Linked DNA regions of Homo sapiens: region 1 is linked to region 2. Evidence: chromatin loops called from intact Hi-C (ENCODE). Cell type or tissue: heart right ventricle. All regions are shown on one strand. Links, peaks and the distances in the headings refer to the core of each region. The heading gives the core; the rest is flanking DNA.

Region 1 (10,839 bases), core at 3,366-8,365, 59 kb before region 2:
AACATATTGTAAGTGCCCAATAAATCCAGTATGTTATTAATATACACATTCATAAGTATTAATAGGCTTATATGAGTGGTGAAATAATGATTGATTCTCATTGCTTTACATTATTCTGTATTTTCCAAATCTATTACAACATTAGTATATTAATTTATAGTCTCATGCACGCAAAACCTTAATAGTGCCTCACATTTTGAAGTGGGATGTTTAAAACATCAGTTCAAAGAGTGGGACAGTTGGAGATTCCTACAGAGCCAATGGGTGGAATCCACAAAGAACCAACAATTGATGATTTGGTGATGTAGTCTAGAGCAATCCAGGGAGTGAGTAGCTAACAAAGCTTTTGCCCGGATGGCCTTAAACCACAGACCAAAGGAGTGAAAGTCCTTTAAAGTAGGGGTTCAGACTCAATTACCTACAGGGATGTTTTAGGTAACATGAATGAGTAAAGCCGATCTGATGTAACCAGTAAGGAGTGGTGGAACCCGGGACAACTGGACCACACTCATTCTATTTAAAGAGGGCAACCACCACCAGTTTCTGCTCACTGTGGCTATGCCGTGTTTCCAGATTTTGTAATTTTTAAAGTGAATTCAAAATTCTGGAGTTTCATGTAAAACATCCCATATTTTTTAAAATGTTGTATTTGTATGCATTCATGAGGTACAAGTGGAAATGTGTAACATGGATAGATTACATAATGGTGAAGCCAAGGCTTTTAGTATATCCATCACCTGAAAAACCAACATTGTACCCATGAAGGAATGTCTCATTACCCACCCTCCTCCTGCACCCCTACCCTTCCAAGTCTCCACTATCTGTCATTCTACACTCGATATCCATGTGTTACATGTTTAACTCCTACTTATCACTGAGAATATGCAGTATTTGTTTTTCTGGTGTCTGAATTCTTTTACTTAAGATAATGACCTCCAGTTTCATCTATGTTCCTGCAAAAGACATGATTTTATTCTTTTTCATGGCTGACTAATATTCTATTATGTATATGTGCCACATCTGCTTTATCCAAGCATCCATTAATGGACACTTAGGCTGATTTTATATCTTTGCTATTGTGAATAGTGCTGCAATAAACATACAAGTGTAGGCATACTTTTGATACAAGCATTTCTTTTCCTTTGGTAGATACTAAGTAGAGGGATTAATGGGTCGAATGGTAGTTTTATTTTCAGTTTTTTGAGGAATCTCCATGCTGTTTTCCATGGAGGTTGTACTAATTTACACTTCCACCAACACTGTATAAACGTTCCCTTTTCTCTGCATCTTTGCCAACATCTGTTATTTTTTGTCTTTCTAATAATAGCCATTCTGGCTGGTGCAAAATTATATCTCATTGTGGTTTTAATTTGCATCTCTCTGATGATTAGTGATGTTGAGCAGTTTTTCATATGCTTTTTAGCCATTTGTATGTCTTCTTTTGAAAAATATCTATTCATATCCTTTGCTCACTTTTTAATGAGATTGATTTTGTTGTTGTTGTTGAGTTGTCTGAATTCCTTATAAATTCCCAGTATTAGTCCCCTGCTGGTTACATAGTTTGCAAATATTTTTTCCCATTCTGCAGGTTTTCTGTTCACTCTGTTGATTTTTTCATTTGCTGTGCGGAAGCTTTTTAGGTTAATGTTGGAAGCTAACCGAAATTTTTTTTTAAATATTGAAAGCTAAACACAAATGTCATGAAGCCATCAGTTTACAACCAGTGCACTAAAGGCTTATCTTCAACCTAAAAAAATCTGTATGGAAAAAGAGAAGGTTCACATAAATCAACAGGATTCATGGGAAGTGTCCAGCGGACAGCGAAATAGGAAGTGGCAGAAGGACCTGGGTTCCTGATGACATTGTTGAGACAATGAACTAAACTTGGGACTGCCTACCTCCTGTCTTGTTAAGAAAACAACAAATGCTTAATGGTGTCATCCACGATCATCCAGGTTTTCTTTTATTTGCAGCCATATGCACGTTTACATATTCATACTTACATGAAGCAAAAGAAGATCAGGAACAATCTGGAGAAATAAGATGGTAGTAAGAACAGGCAATTGCCTTTGGGAAAAAAATTGTTCACTCATTCATTTTACAATTACTTATTCTGTAACCACATCTGCTGAGCTAGACCCAGAGGGTTTCAAAGATAAATCGGACTCAACCTCATGGAGCCCACAATCCAGTTGGCTTTTGCAGCTTGTCTAAGTCTACTCAGGCTGCTAGAGCAGAATACCACACATTGGATAACGTAAGTGATACTTTTATTTCTCATAGTTCTGGAGGCTAAGAAGTACAAGATCACAGTGCCAGCAGACTCAGTGTCTGGTGAGGGTCCTCTTTTTGGCTTACATATGGCCACCTTCTTGCTGTATCCTCATTTGGTGGGGAGACAGTGGGCTGCAGTCTCTTCCTCTTTATATAAGGACACTAATCCCATCATTGGGGCTCTATGGTCATGACCTAATCTAAAACTAATTACCTCCCAAAGGCCCCACCTCCAAATACCATTACACTGGAGATTAGGGCTTTGATATATGAATTCAGGGTTTGTTAGGGGTGTGGGGTGAACACAAATATTCAGTTCGTCACATGGCTCATCCTTTTAGACAAAAAGGAAAAAGAGAACTGGGTCAAAAACCAGGCAATGTGAATGGGCTGCTCACAGGTGCAATCCAGAGTACAATTTCATGCCAGGCGAGGTAAGGAAATAAATCTGTAGACCGGCCTTTGGCTGGCTGCCAAGAACATGGAGCCTGCGTACAGAAGTCAAGGACAGAGTGTGTAGACGGTGGCCCCCCATGCCTTATTTATAACCTGTTTTCATCTGGTTGCTATCTGGAAAGGCCCTGCCTCTCATCTCCTTGCCACCTTCTTGTACCATCCAATTTGACAGCATAATTTATAGTTCTCCCTTCTCAGATACTCCCTGGGCCTGAGGAAATGCAGATAAGAGCAGTGGATGACCAGGGAGAGAACTTAGGGAGGCTGGGGTGTCTGGGAGGAAGAAAAACCTGGCTGAAAATCACTCTGCCTTGTAGAGATGAGCAGGAAGCTGTTGTTTCTGCCCTCCTGTCAGTATCTCCTCCCTCTAATCTCTCCAACCATGCTCTCTGCATAGACACAAATGCCAACTGTAGGGGAAGATTGAAGCATGTTCAGCAGTCTCAGAAAGCCAAGTGAATTAATAGAAGAGGGTCAAGTGTGTCCAATAGGAAGGAACCTCCCCTCTCCCTGTCTCAGAGTCCTGATCCTCAGAAGTGGGGGTGGGCAGGTGGCACAAAGGGCAGAAAAGGTCATTTCTTCCATAAACAGCCCTATTTCCTTCTCCGAACACCCTCTCCAGGTAACCCAAAGGAAGAGATGGTCTTTGTCTTTCTCCCTCAGACCAGCATTTGCCTGAGATGGCTAAGGCTGGGCAGTGGTTAATTCATGAAAGCATAGAGAATACTGTTGTTAAGGCCCCCTCTAAAGTTCAAACATTCATAAAGTCTCTGAACTGGAAGCAAGTTTAAACACTCTCCAGCCTAACCCTGCACCCCATCCACTGCGTCAATTCATTCTGTCAAATCATTCGTTCATCCAGGCATTTCTTGAGCACCTATTTTGTGCTGTGCCAGGTGCTGAAATATAAGCAACACAGAGCCATGAACAAAACAGATGAAGAAACTTACCCAAGTGCCAAGTGGCTGTCCTACCTTAGTCTGACCAAGTAAATGAGATCTCATGACCTTCAGAGCCAGAAGACCCCTTCCTGGGACAGGTATGACTCCTCAAAGAGTCTTCCTCATTGGGCCCAAATATCCCTCTACTTTCATTCATTCTTCACATGCATTGAGCACTTACATGGGTCCAGGGCGCTTTGGGTGAAGCTTTCACCTGCTCATTGTTTCATGTTTCTCACTATTACTCTGTAAGGAAAATATTATTTCCATCTTCCAGATGGGACCTGAGCCACAGAGAGACAATGTGACTTGGCCAAGACCACCACACTGGCCGTGAAAGAGTCAAAACTGGAATTCAGGTCCTCCAACCTGAGGTCAGATACCTCGTCTGAGGCAGCTCAGACATCCTTGTTGGGTTTTGTCTGTGCAGAGGGGAGAACAACCTCCCTCACTGCGATGGATTCTGGGGGTGAAGGAGGGCTGACCCCTGTCAAGTGCAATTAATTTAAGAAGGGGCAAAGGATCTTTCTCCCATAAATATCCCGGCTTCACTGCTGCCTGGAAGCAATCTCAGCTGTTCACTAGAATCACAGAGCTATGCTTCCACTCTGCCTAAACTTGTCCTGAGGACCCCTTGGAGCCCAGGGTCACGCACTTTGCCAGATAATCCTGTAGGAATGAATTTCAAACAAGGGTGCCAGCGGGAGGAGAGGAGAGCCAGAAGACAGTGCTCTCCCTGAAACAAGCAGTGACTCACAAAGTGAGGTCAGGAGCTCCCTCCAAAATGCTCAGGCTCTCAGGGAGGGCCCAGAGGCCTTCTTTTTGCTGCTCAGTTCATCCCAACAGCCTCTCCTGCAATGTAGGGATTCAGAATCTCAGGAGTGCTTGGGTACAACTCCCTCATTTGACAGATACAGAAACTGAGGGTCAGAAGGCAAACTGCAGGCCTACAGTAACAGTCAGTGGGCTGAAGGGTCAGAAGAAGAGGTCAGGAGTTCTGAAGAAAGTCTCAGACATTGTTTGGGCAGATGTCACATCGGGTGAGTCTTTGGTAGCTGCCCAGACCTGGCCCAGGGGAGCAGCAGGGTCTCTGTGGCCATCAGGAGAAAAGGTACTGCCCAGAGTGTTCTGAAGTTACCCACTGCTGGAGTGACCTACTAGCTGTATCACCTTGTGAAATTTACTTAATGCCTTTGTTCAGCATCTTTGGCTATAAAAGGTAGATAATAATAATAATGATAATAATACCTCTGTCATTGAGTTGTGCAGATTCACTCATACAATGGTCTGAATGCTTGTATCCACCCAGTATTCACATGTTGCAACATAATCACCAATGTGATTATATTAGGAGGTGGGGCCTTTGGGAAGTGCTTAGGTAATAAAGATGGAACCCTCATGAATAGGATTAATGCCCCTATTAAAAGAGACCCAGAGATCTCCCTTCCCCCTTCTGCCATGTGAGGATACAGTGAGAAGACAGCCATCTAGGAACCAGGAAACGGGCCCTTACCAGACACCAAGTCTGCCAGCATCTTGATCTTAAACTTCTAAGCCTCCAGAACTATGAGAAAAAAAATTCTGTGGTTTATAAGCCACCCAGCTGACAGTATTTTGTCAACAGCCTGAACAGACTAAGACAACTGGAAAACTCCAAGTAAAGCACTTAGCACACAGCCTGGCCCATAGTAAGGGCTCTACTAACAGGGGCCATGATGGTAACAACAGCTGCGTGCACTGAGCACCTGTGATATGCTAGACATCACTAGTCATTTTACATGCATTATTTCAGTTCATCCCCTTGCTTCAGTGAAACCAGATGATCTGCTTTATTTCACTACCTGAGAGAAAACTGAGACCCACAGCTTCTCCAGAGGAAACTCTGATTCCAACATCAGACATCCAGTTAATGTCAGAGGCCAGATTAGAACCTGGGTATGATCAGATTCCAGAGCCTGTGCGTGTAACCACCATACCCTTCCTGCCAATGCTGCAAGGACTCAGTTTCCCAGATAAAACGCTGAGCAGATGGACCACATCCACACTAGGCTTTCTGTCCACAAATCTGTCCTTTTCTGGACTACGAACTGCCCAAGAGCATGTTATCACCCGTCTTGTTCACTACTGTATCCCCAGCACCTGGGCGCACCTGACACTGGAGTGCTCAGTGTTTGTGGGATAACTAATTGAAGGAATATAGCATCACAATCACTTGGAAGAAAAGACTGAAGGTAAAGAATGGCTGTTCACATCCACTTCTCCTCTCTCCCTGGAACACCCTCTCTCTCCCTCTTCTTTCTTTTCATTGCTGGAAATAACATAGAATCAAAGCTTTATGGAAATCTATCTCCTTCTTAATCTTCCCACATTATTTCTACTTCTGCTATATTTAGTTTTGACCAGTCATTAGATCCCTTCCATCCCTTTTCACAGCAATCTCCTAATCATCCTATGAAACCCAACTCAAATGCTGCCTCCTCTAGGAAGTCTTCTCCACTCTATTGAAGGATATCAGTTCTAGCCTTGGGTGATCCTGCAAGATTTTTATTGTTGTTGTTGTTGTTGTCCACGGCTCTGTGAACTTGCACTTACCAGGCTGAAACCTCTGCCTGCCACCAGTGGTACATCAGTTGTCCACCCCATAGAAAAAGTTACCTAGGGGCGGCACTGTGTCTTCTTATTTCTGCCTACAGAATTTATCTAGCACAGTTGCTGGCAGCAAGAAGGCACTCAGGAAATGTACTGAATGAATGAATGATCAGTTCTTCAATAAGGGACTCACTACTTTTAGGTAAGTAGCATTCAGACCTGCAATAGCTATTTCTTAAGTGCCTATTCTGCATTGGGCACACAAGCGTTATGCCCAGTGTTGGGCTGAAGCATTAAGCAAAGCAAGAGAGATAAGAAGCAAGTACAGAAATAAAGAAACAGGAGTTTGACGCCAGCCTGGCCAATGTGATGAGGCCCTGTCTCTACCAAAACTACAAAAATTAGCCAGCCATGGTGGTACATGCCTGTAAGCCCAGCTACTTGGGAGCCTGAGGCAGGAGAATCACTTGAACCTGGGAGGCAGAGTTGCAGTGAAACGAGATCACGCCACTGCACTCCAGCCTGGGTGACGGAGTGAGACTCCGTCTCAAAAAAAAAAAAAAAAAAGAAAGAAAGAAACAGGATATTTTAGAGAGGGATGAGTGCGATGAAGACAATAATGCAGAGATATGAGAGAAAGTCACTGAAGAGCTCTTATAGACAAGAGGTCAGAGCAGCCTCCCTGAGGAGGTGACATTTGAGCTGAGATCCGTATGACCAGAAGCAGCCGACGGGAAAATCAGCAACACTGGGCTAGGAAGAATGAGCATCCTGGGGAAGGGCTTTCGGGAGGAGCAAGCTTAGGGTGTTGGGGGTACGGCAAGGGGACCAAGGATGGGAGTGAAGAAAGGGCGGAGGAGATGAGCTCAAAGACTATGCAACAGCAGGACTGTTTGGCCTCCTGGGCCATGGTGAGCACATCAAGAGGGTTTTAAGCAGAACAGATGGCCTTATGTTTTGGTGAGATCACTCTGGCTGAGCTGACAAGAATGAGTTTTTGAAGCTATAGCAGGAGTAGATGCAGGAAAACCAGTTAGGAGGCCACTGCATTAGTCCAAGTGTGAGCTGACAGTGGCTGACCAAGATGTACTAATGGTGATAATGGGGCAGAAAATATTTCAGAAGTGGCACCTACAGAATTTACTGGTGTACTGGGTGCAGACAGTAAGGAAAAGACAGGAGTCAAGAGTGGTTATTGTATGCTCAGGGTTTCTAAAATAACACATCCCCATTACTCAGACGCCTATAGAGAGGACATGCTTCCATCTCTCCTCCACATCCAGCAGATGGTGCCTGAGTGTGAAATCTACCCAGCACGGCCCGGCTGCCTCTTCCTACTCCCCAACCCACCTTCACTTGAACGAGCATCTTTTCCTCCTCAAAAGTACTTCCTGAGCCTGAAAGTCATTGCTATTGATTTATCCAGCAAAATGTAATTTGGGAAAAGCTGGTGTCCTTCTCTTTCTGTAAAGAATCATTTGTACCCAAGAAAGCACTATGTAAAGGATGATGGCTTCCATCAATTACAGCCCCATTGTGGGGGTGGTAAAGCCATTTTTGTGAGTCAACAAAGCCAGGGGAGTGTTAGGAACCAAAATATTTTAATAATGTGCTGATTTTGAAGGAGGTTTGGTGTCTTGGAGGGAAGTGGCCTGAGCCAGCTGCATGCATTTTTGCCACGTGGTTGCAGGAGCCCTTTGAGAAGGTTGGGAGCCTCATTACCTCAATAGCCTATTGTAGATAGCGCACCATTAAATCCTAAGCTGGGCTGTGAAATTGATTTTTTGCATTTTATTTTCATGCTTTGCTGTGGTTTGAATGCATCCCCCCCCAAAAAAAAAAAGTTAAAAACTTAATCTCCAATGCAATAGTGTTGACAAGTGGGGCTTCATGAGAGGCGATTAGGCCATGAGGCAGAAGTGAGTAAATTAATGCATTATCATGGAAGTGAGTTCCTTGTAAAAGCATGAGTTTGGTCTCTCTCTCTCTTTCTCCCCCCACTTCATTCTCTCTGTCTGTCTTCCTCCTCTCTCTCTCTCTCTGCCTCTCTCCCTCTCCCTCACTTTTCTCTTCCATTCTTGCATCATGTGAGGAACAGTTTCCCGCAGTGTTCAAGGTACCATCTTGGGAAAAGAGAACAAGCCCTCACCAGACTCCAAAGCTGCTGACACCTTGATCTTGGACTCCCCTGCCTCCAGAACTATAAGAAATAAATCTTTCTTCTTTATAAACTACCCAGTCTCAGGTGTTCTGCTATAGCAGCACGAAACAAAACAAACTAAGACACATTTTAAATGACAGATATGGGAAGGTGGGTGGCTACTTACTTTGAGAAACCAAAATCCAAAGATGGAAAATACACTCCACCTCCTGATCCCATTCTTTCCTCCCCCACCTGGTACATATGTGGCAGGTTGAGCCCCTTAGCAGGTTGTCAGACCAACTTTGCTCACAACATATACCCAGCATGTATTAATTTAGTCCTGCAAACAAAATATGTTATTGAATGTCTTCAGATGCTCTGGGATTATAGCCATGAGCAAACAGAGGCAAGGTCCCTACTCTCATAAAATTCACATTCCAGTAGAGAAGAAGAGAATGAAATAACACATAAGATAATTTCATAGAGTAATGTAATAAAGATCATATAGCTGATTGCTATATAATAACTCCAGGGCATGGTCTGGCAAACCTGTCTTGTGAAGAGCCAGAGAGTAAATATTTTTGGCTTTGGGGCCACACAGTCTGTTGCAACTACTCAACTCTCCTGTTGTACTATGAAAGCAGCCTTAGACAACAGGAAAAGAATAATAGACAATAGTAAAGGAATAAGGAATGAAACAGAACAGGTGGCAAGCCAATCGCCTTCTCTAGGGGAAAGTGGAAGAAATATTTAGTAGGATGGAGTGAAAAGATGATGATATTTAAGGTGAAGTCAGAATGAGAAGAAACCAGCTACATATAGAAGGGAGGCATTTAAGACAAGGGAATAGCATGTGCAAAGCCTGAGTCAGGACTATTTCAAGAACAGAAATGTCTACTGGTAAGGTAGGGCAAAGGGAAGAGGAAGGAGACACAGCAGTGCAAATTCAGGTCAAGAGGTGGGCAGGAATTAGGTTGCAAAGGGCCTCCTAGTCCATGGTGAGGCCTGGCACATAATAGACCATCCTGCTGTTGCATAACCTCTGAGCTCGTCTTCTCCACTGTTTTTCAAACCCTGCTGAAAGAGACAATAAGAAACTAGAGAATTTTCGAGAAAGAAAGTACAAGACCACGATCCTTTATCCACTCTCTTGAAATTTTAAAAACTGACAACTGAAGGTTTTTTCCTAAGTTTGGCACAAAATCACTTGGCAGCAAACACTGTCTGAATGTACAGGAGGCTATTTATGGTCTTTATTTATCCCTCTTCATGTGAATATTCATGTATTTCACTCTTACATGTTTGGGTGTGGGGTACTGCCCATAGTACAATGCCAGACCTACATAATACACTACATCTGGCTATTCCTCCATCCAAAAGATTCTGAATTTCTGGAAGTCTCAAAGTTTTAGATAAAAGATTATGGACTTCTACCATGATCAGATTCATAGTCTTTAGGAGGAAAACTCTATTTGCAGTTTTAAAGATAAACTGGAGGAAGCAGAGAAGGAAGCTAGTTAAGAAACTACCGGAAAACCGGTGGTGAGAAATATGGAGAGTTGTACCAAGCTGGAGATGCTGGGGATGGAGGAGTTTGGGAGATATGTCCCAGGAGGATCAACATAACTCAGTGCCTGATTGGAGGTGGGAGGTAAGAGAGGAAGGAATCCAGGATGAGCCTCATGCTCCTCGCTTGTAAGAGTGGACAGATGGTGAGCCATCCCCCACAAGAGAAAGCCGAGGATGATTAGAATTAAGAAGAAAAAATGCTAAATGCCAGGTTGGACATGTGTATGTGAGGTTCTTCTGCATCCTGTGCTTGCAGACATGTGGTAGGGAATTGGAAATGTGGGTCTGGAGCCCGGGAGAGAAGCTGGTGTCAGAGGTACAGATTTAGGAGGTGTCGTGAGTTAATAGTGTTCCCCAAAATGACATGGCCAAATCCTAACCCCAGTGTCTGTGAATGTGACCTTATGTAAAATTAAAGTCTTTGCAGATGTAATTAAGTTAAAGATTCTTAAAGTGAGATCATTCCGGGCTTACAGTGGGCTCTAAATCCAATTATTGTTATCCTTCTAAGAGAAAGAAGAGAGGTTTGAGACAACACAGAGGGAACGCTACGTGAAGACAGAGGTAGAGATTAGAGTGACGCAGTGCAAGCCAAGAAATGTCAAGAATTGCCCAAGCTACCAGGAGCTAGGTGGGAGGCATGGAATGGATTGTCCCTCAGAGCCTCCAGAAGGAACCAACCCTGCTGACATCTTGCTGTTGAACCTCTGGCCTCTAGAACTGTGGGAGCATACATTTCTGTTGTTTTCAGCCGCTCAGTGTGTGGTCATCTGTTATGGCAGCCTCAGGAAACTAACACAAAAAGTTCCAGTCATGCAAGGCACTTTCAGTCTCAGAATATGGTGAGAAACAGCCAGGCACCATGGC
Region 2 (10,839 bases), core at 3,198-8,197:
AAAATTTATGGTTGCCAAGGTAAGGTGGACTTAGAATCAGGTGAAGCAAATCACATGAGAAAGAGCCTCCAGACATCAGGCCAACTCCTCCAACCCCATGTTGCATTTTTGTGAGTTATTTTCCTCCTGAGGCTGCTCTTGATTTTTATTTTGACCAGATTAGAGGAGCAGGCAGAGAACACATCACGTGAGTGGCCCTAACCTCCAACAGCTATAAAGGAAACATGGAATGGAACATGGACAAAGAAACCAATGTACGTTGGGTGTCTCTAGGCACTAGTTTTGTTTTTTTGCATTGTCTCATCCAATCCCCCATGCCCTTAAATAGTATTATTAGAAGAATGCAGAAGGCAGCATTTGCACATCAGAAATGTTATTATACGCCAAGACGGGTGGATCACCTGAGGCCAGGAGTTCGAGACCAGCCTGGCCAACGAGGCAAAACCCCGTCTCTACAAAAAAACACAAAAATTAGTTGGGCATGGTGGCATGTGCCTGTAATCCCAGCTACTCGGGAAGCTGAGGCAGTAGAATCACTTGAACGCGGGAGGTGGAGGTTACAGTGAACCAAGATTGCACCACTGAACTCCAGCCTGAGTGACAGAGTAAGACCCCATCTCAAAAAAAAGTTATTATATGCATTTTACGCATTAAGTTGGTGAAGTTCACTATCTTGCCCTACACCTCTCACACAGCTCTTAAATAGACCATGAGCTCCCTAAAGAGAGGGCAGGATCTTACTCCCCTATGCTTCCCAGTACCTAGTATAGGACATGGCAGAAAATAGGCATTCAGTACACATTTGCTGAAGGAAAATTAAGAACGTGGCAGAAGTAGAATTCAAATCCATTCCTATCAGTCTTCAAAATCTTTGCATCTTTCTACAGAACCAACTTATCTCTGTGTGTAAGATCACAGAATTGTTTTTTTTTTTTTAATTTTAAGTTCCGGGATACATGTGCAAGATGTGCAGGTTTGTTATATAGGTAAAGGTGTGCCATGGTGGTTTGCTGCACCTATCAACCCATCATCTAGGTATTAAGCCCCACATGCATTAGCTAGACCACAGAGTTTTTGTCTTCGCATAGGAAATGCCCACAACTGAAAATATATTAAGTTATTTGTCTATTCATTCATTCCTTCCTGAAAATGAAATATCATTGGATGCATCTTCTTTGACAGAACAGGTATTCTTTATTCCTCTCCTACAGTTGTACTTTCATTTCCTTTTCTTCCTTCCAGAGATGGGTCTTGACCTAGAGCCTCTCTCAATACTGAATTCATTCATTTTTCTAATGGAAAGCTATTTGAATAAGACCCTTGAATTCTTGGCAAACTACCTATTTAGGTATAAAAACTGCATGCAGATGGGAAATTCTTATTACTAATTAGAGCTTTAGGCCCAATCCCACAAAACTCCGCATGAACTTTATCTCACTCTTCCCTTTACTTTCAGTGCCTAGAACAGTGCCTGAAACTTAATGGAAACTCAGTATTCTCTGAATGAATGAGTGAATGGAATCCCCACAACACAGATGGCAAACACATGTGCCTTCACTCCTCTCTTCCGTGTTCACTTCAAACCTCACTAGGGATCCTAGTAATCATCCTGTGAGGCCAACAGAGGGCCTCTGCATCCTTCTACACAGCACCCCGAGCAGCAACTACCAACCTACTGAAGGCAGCGTTTGCAAAGAAATTTATTTACACTTTTTTTTTTGTGGTTGTCTACCCTGGGAAACTGAGCTGAGTCACACATCAGTAAGGAAGACCCTCACCTGTCCCTCCGGCTTAAGGCCAAGGCTAGGTGACCTCAGTCACGTGGCCTGTTCCTTTGTGGCTTTATTTCTAATGGGTCCACAATCTAGTCATCTGATATGGCCCAGAGATGTACTGGAGCTGGCTTGGATTGGCTCAGGAGAACAGATTGTCCCTGTCTCTTCCGACATCTGTGTACAGTAACGTCATGGTTGTCAGCTTGAAATCAGCCGTAGGTTGGTGTATTTACACCATGGGAATCAGCAAGGGCTACAAATCAGGGCTTGTTTGTGTGTGTATATGTTTTTCTGAGACCCAGTTGTTAAGCCAGCACATCATTTCCTTGACTCTCTCAATTCCAGTAACTAAAGGAGATGAAGAAGAACAAGTCCAAAGGGGATGTTTTTTTCCTCACTGAGAATAGAAGTGGCTAAACCACTCATGGGGGGCTTCCTTCCCAGTGGTCACAGCCTGGTTCCTTTCGTCTTTTTTTTTTTTTTTTTTTTTTTGAGATGGAGCCTTGCTCTGCCTCCAGGCTGGAGTGCAGTGGTGTGATCTCGTCTCACTGCAACCTCTGCCTCCCGGGTTCAAGAGATTCTCCTGCCTCAGCCTCCCAAGTAGCTGGGATTACAGGCATGTGCCACCACACCCAGCTAATTTTTGTATTTTTAGTAGAGATAGTGTTTCACCATGTTGGCTGGGATGATCTCGATCTCTTGACTTTGTGATCTACCCGCCTCGGCCTCCCAAAGTGCTGAGATCACAGGCATAAGCCACCACGCCTGGCCTCCAGCCTGGTTTCTATTTGGCCTTATAAGGAAAGTAGAGGAAAGGAAGCAGCCTGGGTTACCAAAGAGATAGAGAGAACAGCTTTCTACATGTAAGAAAGAAGTTTTAGCCTCTTTGTTCTTCCTGTGAAAAACCATCCATACTCCTAAGCAGCTGTGAACATCATGAGAGCCTCTTTTTCCAAGTGGTAAAGTGAGGTTGAGTGGGAAAAGGACCTGGAGAGACTCTTTTTTATACTTTATACTTTTCGTACTACCTGCATCAGAATCACCTTAAAGGCCTGTTAAAATTTTCATTACCCAGGCAGCACCCCGCATGAGCTGACCAAACCCAGAAAATGGGATTTAGAAAAATGCGTTCCAATGGACACATTTTAACCAAATGACTCTTAGGAGACAAGGGATTCTTAGGCTGGCTAATTTGAAACAGACTTACTCAGGGAGGTCATTTAGAATGCACGTATCTGTGCCCCGTACCAAGAGATTCTCATCAGTAGGTCTGGAGTGGGCCCCTAAAACCTACGGTTTGATAAAGCTCTCTAGGTGATTTTGATGACAGTTGAAGTTAGACTTTGTAATCAACACATATTTTTCTCTCTTTTTCTTTTTTTAACAAGATGAGCTTTTTTTTTTTTTTTAATTCCTGACTTTGCAAAAACAGGCCTCATTTAATGTAGAAAATCTGGATACCTTCTTTAGATAAACACCACCAAACCCTTATAAAACACAGGCATTATGCTCTTTGTTTGGATTAGTTTCATTTAATCCACAAAATAAGCCTACAAGATATAGAAATAGATGGTATTATTATTCCCACTTTAAAATCAAGGAAGCCAAGGCTTAGAGGCATAGTTATTTGTACAAAACCGAAAAACTAAAAAGAGGTAAAGCTGGAATTCTTACTCAAACAATTTGATGCTAGAACTCACACCTTTAATTACATGTACTGCCGCCCAAATGTTTTCATAAATACAAAGATAATAACTGAAAAATGTCACTGAGTGAGCAAAAGGATTTAAAAAAAAAAAAAAAACTAATCCTGAAAATTTCTCCAAAATATAAAATTCTACTTTTCTGGATATTCTTCATACAGAAGTCTGAACTGGTTACAGTAGATTTATATGGGTGGAAATCAATCAGAATAATTGGGTTTGGGTAGAGCAAAATAACCAATAAATTAGCTTGAACATGACCTTTCAGAGGCAGCCTTGTATTTTGTTCCAATTCTCTGGCCCTGTTTCCTCGCTCGTTAATTGGTAGTTTGTTCTCTAGTCAGGCTGCCTGTTTCTGACACTGGGTAATGCATTATGAGATAATCTACTTTCCGTGACTTCACACAGTTCCCATGGCAACCATCAATGCCATTTCCCTGCAGGATGGCTGCTTCGTTTGTTTCAAATGTGTTGCAGAAATGTAAACATCTTTGATTAAAAAAATGTCCAGTGAAAGGACAGTCCACACAAAGAATAACATTTATATAATTACAAGAGGGAAACAATCTATAATTATTCCAACTCCTTTCCCCTGGATTAAAAAAAAAAAAAGTTGTAGAGTTTTTGGTTTTTGGGGTTTTTTTTCCTTTTCTTTTTTTTTTTACCTTTTTGTTTGGGGAAAGAAAATAAGGAAAAGGTTTGCTTAACAAGACATAATTGAAGAGACACAACACTTCTGTGGAAAGACCTTGTTCATTAAAGCTATAGTTCATTAGAGTTAAGGTGGCAACATTTCTGGAAGGAAATAACCATATCCATCAACCCAGCCACCACAAATACAAGAAACGTGCTTACCTAGAACATCCCTGGAGGTGACCCCGCCATGCTGACGTTCAGAGTTAATAATCCAAGATTCTCTTGGTCAATGGAGAGAGTTCTTTATATTTAATTCTTGCTGGTTAGCTATCTGTTTCTTCAAAGTGAGCTCCAGAGGAAATTTCTCATCTCAAGATGCGACCCCAAAGTAAAGGAAGTCAGCATATGGATCCTTTTTATAAGTTTTATTGAGGTATAATTGATAATAGTTTAAAAACTGAACATATTTAATGGACACAGTTGGATCTCTTTGGGCATAGCATCTGGATCTTGCTAACATCTATGCTGTGTTCTTTCTTATTTATTTGCACATGCTGTTCCTTCTGCTTTGCATGCTTTTCCCATCTTTTAGGTCAGCTCATTTCACTCATCCTTTGGAATTAAATTCAGGTATCACCTCCTCCAGCAAGCTGTGGTAGGCAGAATTCAAAGACAGTCTCTCAACATTGCAGCCCCAGTGCACACACCTTGTAGAACCCCCTCTTCTCAAGTGTGGGTGGTACCTATGACTACAGTGAAACATCTCTCCTGAGATTAGGTTTATCCAAAGGGAGCTTATCCAGAGAGGGCCTGACCCAATCAGGTAAACTCCTTCAAAGGAGTTTAATACTGGGCTACCAGTTTCAGCTTAGACACATAAAGAGCTTAGAAATTGTCCCACCCTTATACTATGAAACAAACTGGACAACCTAAAAATTAATAAAGTTATTGGATCCATAAGAGAACTGAAGAGGTGGGAAAAACTGCTGTTCTAAAATCTGGAGAGACAGTCTTGTCCAGAGAAACACAGATGAGATCTGCTTACCTAGAGCAGAAACCTCTGGAATCATAAACTGGTAGGAAGACTCAAGTGGGAGTTTTGGCAAATTGCTGGAGCTTGAGTGTAGACAGCCGTGAGTGAGAAACTCCTAGGAGCCACATTCTTACAGGGTCTGCCACATTTGTGAACTTTACCTCCAGGAACCTTCCCAAGTTTACGAGATTCAAGAAAGATCCTCTTTCTGGCTCTGGTAGGAGGAGAGGAAGAGTAATCCTTTAGAAATACAACTAGACTAATCTTTTCCATAACAAAGGCTACACTTCAGGAGAAGTTCCAGAGCCATCCAGCTGGAGGGAAAAGAATTCTTCCCATTCCAGTCCTCTTCAGCATCTCACCTAAGAAGAAAAGAAACAAAGTCAGCAGGTCCGGGGCTTGGTGGCTCACATCTGTAATCCTAGCACTTTGGGAGGCCAAGGCAGGTGGATTAACTGAGGTCAGGAGTTCAAGAGCAGCCTGGCCAACATGGTGAAACCCCATCTCTACTAAAAATACAAAAATTAGCCAGGCTTGGTGGCGCATCCCTGTAGTCCCAGCCACTCGGGAGGCTGAGGCAGGAGAATTGGCTTGAACCCGGGAGGCGGAGGTTGCAGTGAGTCGAGATTGTGCCACCTTCACTCCAGCCTGGGTGAAAGAGTGAAACTCCATCTCAAAAAAAAAAAAAAAAAAAAAGAAAAGAGAAAAGAAAGAAAGAAAGTCAGCAGAGGTCAGGGCTTCAAAGAAATAAGAACACTGGAGATGTGGCAAAAATAAAAAGCTATATGACTGGAGAAATACTTGTGAAGATCACAGCTCTAAGACACAAGCTCACTGGAAGACAGATTTAACTGGAAGGCTGTAGAATGTTCCCCTTTACTCATTCCTTACCACTATACTAACAGGGCTCCAGTAAAATGACAGCAGTTCATAGGTGAAAGACCTGCAACACAGATCCTCTCTGAAGAGAAAAATTCAGTCACAATTAAAGAAGGGAGACACTGGAGATTTTTGAAGCCTCTGGCAGTATAGTGACAACAAACATTAAACAGAGCTCAACTTCTAGCAAGATTATTTACCCCAAGTCCTGTTACCTCACTCAATATGTCTGGCCTTCAACAAAAAAATGACAAGGTATGCCAAAAAGCAAGAAAAAACAGTGAAGAGATAAAACAATCATCAGAATCAAATTCAGATATGATGTTAGAATGATCTGACAGAGAATTTAAAATAACCATGATTAATATATTATGGGAAAAGGAGACAACATTCAAGAATAGATGGGTAATATAAGCAGAGACTCTAAAATACAATCAATGAAATGAATGCTAAAACCAAAAAACACAGTACCAGAAATAAAGAATGACTTCAGTGGGTTCATCAGTAGACTCAACATAGCCAATAAAAGAATCAGGGAACTGGAAGATAAGTCAATAGAAACTTCCCAAAATAAAATACAAAGAGGAAAAACAAAAACAAAATATAGAAACAGAACACAGCATTCAAGAACTGTGGGACAACATCAAAAGGTGTAACATATGTATAATTGGAGTACTATTTCTATAAAAAGAATAGAGAAGAAAAAATATTTGAAGTAATAATGGCTAAGAATTTTCCATAATTAATGACAACATAAAACAATAGATCCAGAGAATAACAGTAATAGTAAAAACAAAAATATCTAGATGTATCATATTCAAACTGCAGAAAACCAAAGGAAAATAGAATAATCTTGATAGAAGACACAAGGAAAATACACTTTACTTACAGAAAAACAACAAAAAGAATTACAGGAGACTTTGCATCAGAAATTATGCAAGCAAAAAGAGAGTGAAGCAAAATATGTACAGTTGAAAGGAAACAAACTCACTAACATAGAAATCTATATCTATGAAAATAAAGAACTAAAGACTTTCGCAGACAAACGAATGGGAAAGATTTTTATCACTAACAGATGTCCCTACAAAAAATGGGAAAGATTTTTATCACTAACAGATGTCCCTACAATAAGTGTTAAAATAAGTTCTTCGGGCAGGAGGAAAATCATATAGGTCACAAACCTGGATGTGCATAAAGAACAAAGAACCAGAATAATATATATGATGATTATATCATATGAATAAGTGTAATAAATAACTGCTATATCATAAGAGATGGAAGGAGGGAATTGGGAATACTGTGTTAAGATACATGTACAACCTGTGAAGTGATGTAGTGTTATGTGAAAGAGGACTTCAATTATAATTGTCCCTCAGTATCCACAGGGTATTGGTTCCAGGACCCTGTATACCAAAATTCAGAGATGCTTGAGTTTCTTACATAAAATGGCATAGTACAGTCGGCCCTCTGTACCCATGGGTTTCACATCCATAAATTTAACCAACTGCAAACAGAAAATATTTGAAAAAAAATTATGTCTGTACTTAACATGCACAAACTTTTTTCTTGTCATTAGTCCATAAACAATAGAGTACAACTATTTACATAGCATTTAGATAGTATTAGGTATTATAAATAATCTAGAGATGACTTAAAGTATATAGGAGAATGTGCATAAGTTTACACATAAATACTATGCCATTTTATCTCAGGGATTTGAGTATCCCAGAATTTTGGTATCCCCGGGTGGTCCTGGAACCAAAATCCCTGCAAGGATCCTGAATGATAACTGTATTTACCTATAACCTATGGACATCCTCCCCATACATTAAATCATGTCTAAATTACTTATAATACCTAATATAATATAAATGGTATGTAAATAGTTGCTATACCATATTGTTTTTCTAATTTTTATTAACTTTATTGTTCTATTTCCAAATATTTTTGATCCAAGATTGATTGAATCTCAGGATGGGGAACGCATGGATACAGAGGGCTGACTGCATTTGTAAATATATATTATAAACTATAAATACAACGTGGCATCCTGGATATAAAAGTTTGCTGCATGAGCCAGGCACGGTGGCTCATGCCTATAATCCCAACACTTTGGGAGACTGAGGCGGGTGGATCATCTGAGGTCAGGAGTTCGAGACCAGCCTTGCCAACATGATGAAACTCCATCTCTACTAAAAATACAAAAATTAGCCAGGCGTGGCAGTGCACACCTGTAATTCCAGCTATTTGGGAGGCTGAGGCAAGAGAATCGCTTGAACCCAGGAGATGGAGTTTGCAGTGAGCTGAGATCCCACCACTACACTCCAGCCTGGGTGACAGATTGAGACTCTGTCTCTAAAAAAAGAAAAGCTTGCTGCATGAGCAAATGGAGTTATAATGTAAGAAAGATGTAACAATGCAAAAACAAGGAACAGGAAAGGATATTAGGAAAAAGCCTAAGGAAATCTGAATAAAGTATGGATTTTAGTTAATAATAATGCATTAATATTGGTTCACTAGTTTTGGAGAATGTACCATACTAATGTGAGACATTAATAATAGAGAAAAGTGGGTATGATATATATGGGAACTCTGTGTTATCTTTTAACTTTCTCATAAATCTCAAACAACTCTAAGTTAAAAGTTTATTTTAGGAAAAAAGCAATGCTCGGAGAGATTATCCTGCTAATATCAAAGAAGGAAGCAAACAGCTACATTGTAAGCTGCCTCTAAAGAAAGGCAGTATCAGGTAGCTGAGACCCTGTCCTACAACCACAGTAACTGATTACAATAATAACCACAGTGAACTTGGAAGAGGACTCTAAGCCCCAGATGAGAACCACAGTGTGGGCAACACCTTGATTGTAGCCTTTTGAGACCTGAGCAGGGAACTCATCTAAGCTGTGCCAGATTCCTGACCCACAAAAACTGTGAGAAAAGGTGCGTTGTTTAAAGCTGCTACATTTGTGGTAACTGCTATGCATGAATAGGAAACTAATACACAGACCTTCCCCGACTGTTCTAACCCAGATGTATGTGTTTCCCCTACGATTCTCCTTCCTTCTATCCATTCATCCAATTTGCACATATTGAGACCTACTATGTGCTGTGTACTGTGATAGACATTGAGTATAGAGTGATGAATGAGCCATAATCTTTGCCTCCTTGGAACTTAGAGTGTGGTAAAAGACACAAACAAACATGTAGATGCTTAATTTACCAATTATGATAAGTTCTGTAGGAGGAAAAATTACAATGTGCTAGGAGAAGAAATTTTTAAATAATGGAGGCTCAGAGAAGACTTCTCAGAGGAAAGTGTACTTAAGCTGAGACCTGAAAGTTGAGTGTAAATTGGCCAGACAGCAAGTGGGAGCAGAGTGGATAGCAGGTGCTAAGATATTGAGAAAGGAATGAGCTGGACGCTTTTGAGGGCTTAAAAACTGCCAGCATGATGACAAATCAAAGACAAAGAGAAAACCTGGAAGTAAGCATACTGCCTGGGTGACAGGATTATTGAAACCCCAAGCCTCAGCATCATGCAATTTACCCATGTAACAAACCTACACGTATACCCTTTAATCTGTAATAAAAGTTGAAATTACTTTATTTTTAAAAAGCACTTTGATGGTATCATTCCATTGCCTTTTGGCTTCCATTGTTTCTGTTTACATGCCAGCCATAATTTTAGGTCATCTGACAAATTTCTATATTCTTCGTATACATCCTTCTTGGGATTTTAAAGAATCTTTCAATCTGTGTTTTAATTTCTTTTATTAGTTTTAGACATTATCTCTGTATATTGCTTCTTCATATTATTTTCTTTTGTGAGACTTAAATTACACACATAACAAATAAATGTATAATGTCCCATTGAAAAGAGGAGAGAGAGAGAGAAAACCCAAAAGACACCAGAGAAAATGGCCAGCACAGCTGCTATGAAGAGCAAGAGGAGAGGCAGGAGGTGCTAGTGGAGGGTGGGTAGAGGTTGTCCATGAGGGTCCCAAAGCCTGCAGTACAGACGTTAGTAGGGTATGTTGAGGATTATAAGATGCCTTTGAAAGGTTTAAGCAGGGCCAGGCACGGTGGCTCACGCCTATAATTCCATCACTTTGGGAGGCCAAGGCAGGCGGATCATCTGAGGTTGGGAGTTTGAGACCAGCCTGACCAACATGGAGAAACCCTGCATCAACTAAAAATACAAAATTAGCTGAGCATGGTGGTGCACACCTGTAATCCCAGCTACTCGGAAGGCTGAGGCAGGAGAATTGCTTGAACCCAGGAGGTGGAAGTTGCAGTGAGCAGAGATCGTACCACTGCACTCCAGCCTGGGCAACAAGAGCGAAACTCCATCTCAAAAGAAAAGTAAAGTAAAAAAGAAAGATTTAAGCAAAAGAGTGCACAGATTACTGTTAGAAAGTTCACTCTGGCTGATGGAGAATAGATCGGATGGGGGCAAAGATGGATTTGAGCAGAGCAGTTAGGAGACTATCCCAGAAGGCTAAGCGGGAGCGTAGCTGGCAAGCATGGTTCCCATAGATATGGAAAGAAGGGGAAGTCCTGAGAGTCCCTTGGAAGATAGTGTGACTGCACATAAGATGTGTTGACAGGGAGTATGAGGGAAGCAACAATGCCCAGGAGGACTCCTCAGTGTCCAGCATCCTGGAAGAAAAAGCACCACTGGCCAAGGTGAGAAAGACTCAGGGAGGAACACGCTGTTCTCTTTGAGGAGTACATTTTTGCATTGCTATTTCTTCAGCTTCCCATGCCCATCCCCGCCATCTTGGCCTCGCCAACTCCTACTCTACCTTCAGAA

Evidence for each region. Hi-C counts contacts between places; a loop is a spot of excess contacts. Peaks named below come from ENCODE experiments on the same cell type or tissue, not always from the same donor. Only the 100,000 strongest peaks of a DNase experiment are listed, where the experiment ranks them.
Region 1: a loop joins it to region 2, with 4 times the contacts of the local background. A loop is called at or near these places in 2 of 110 quality-filtered maps.

Annotation. Positions count from the first base shown.
Region 1 is chr22:34,069,512-34,080,350 of GRCh38, reverse strand. The region is part of intron 1 of LINC01643 (long intergenic non-protein coding RNA 1643); the gene reads right to left. Among named protein-coding and RNA genes, the nearest start is that of LINC01643, 57 kb to the right of the region's middle. In heart right ventricle, for the core only: no CTCF peak of the experiment used is centred there; no DNase peak of the experiment used is centred there; H3K27me3 peaks cover 1,069 bases.
Region 2 is chr22:34,010,428-34,021,266 of GRCh38, reverse strand. It overlaps LINC01643 (long intergenic non-protein coding RNA 1643), which reads right to left and starts at 3,835. Exons shown (of 6, transcript NR_183606.1): 1 at 3,740-3,835. RefSeq lists an enhancer at 5,142-5,705. In heart right ventricle, for the core only: no CTCF peak of the experiment used is centred there; no DNase peak of the experiment used is centred there; H3K27me3 peaks cover 471 bases.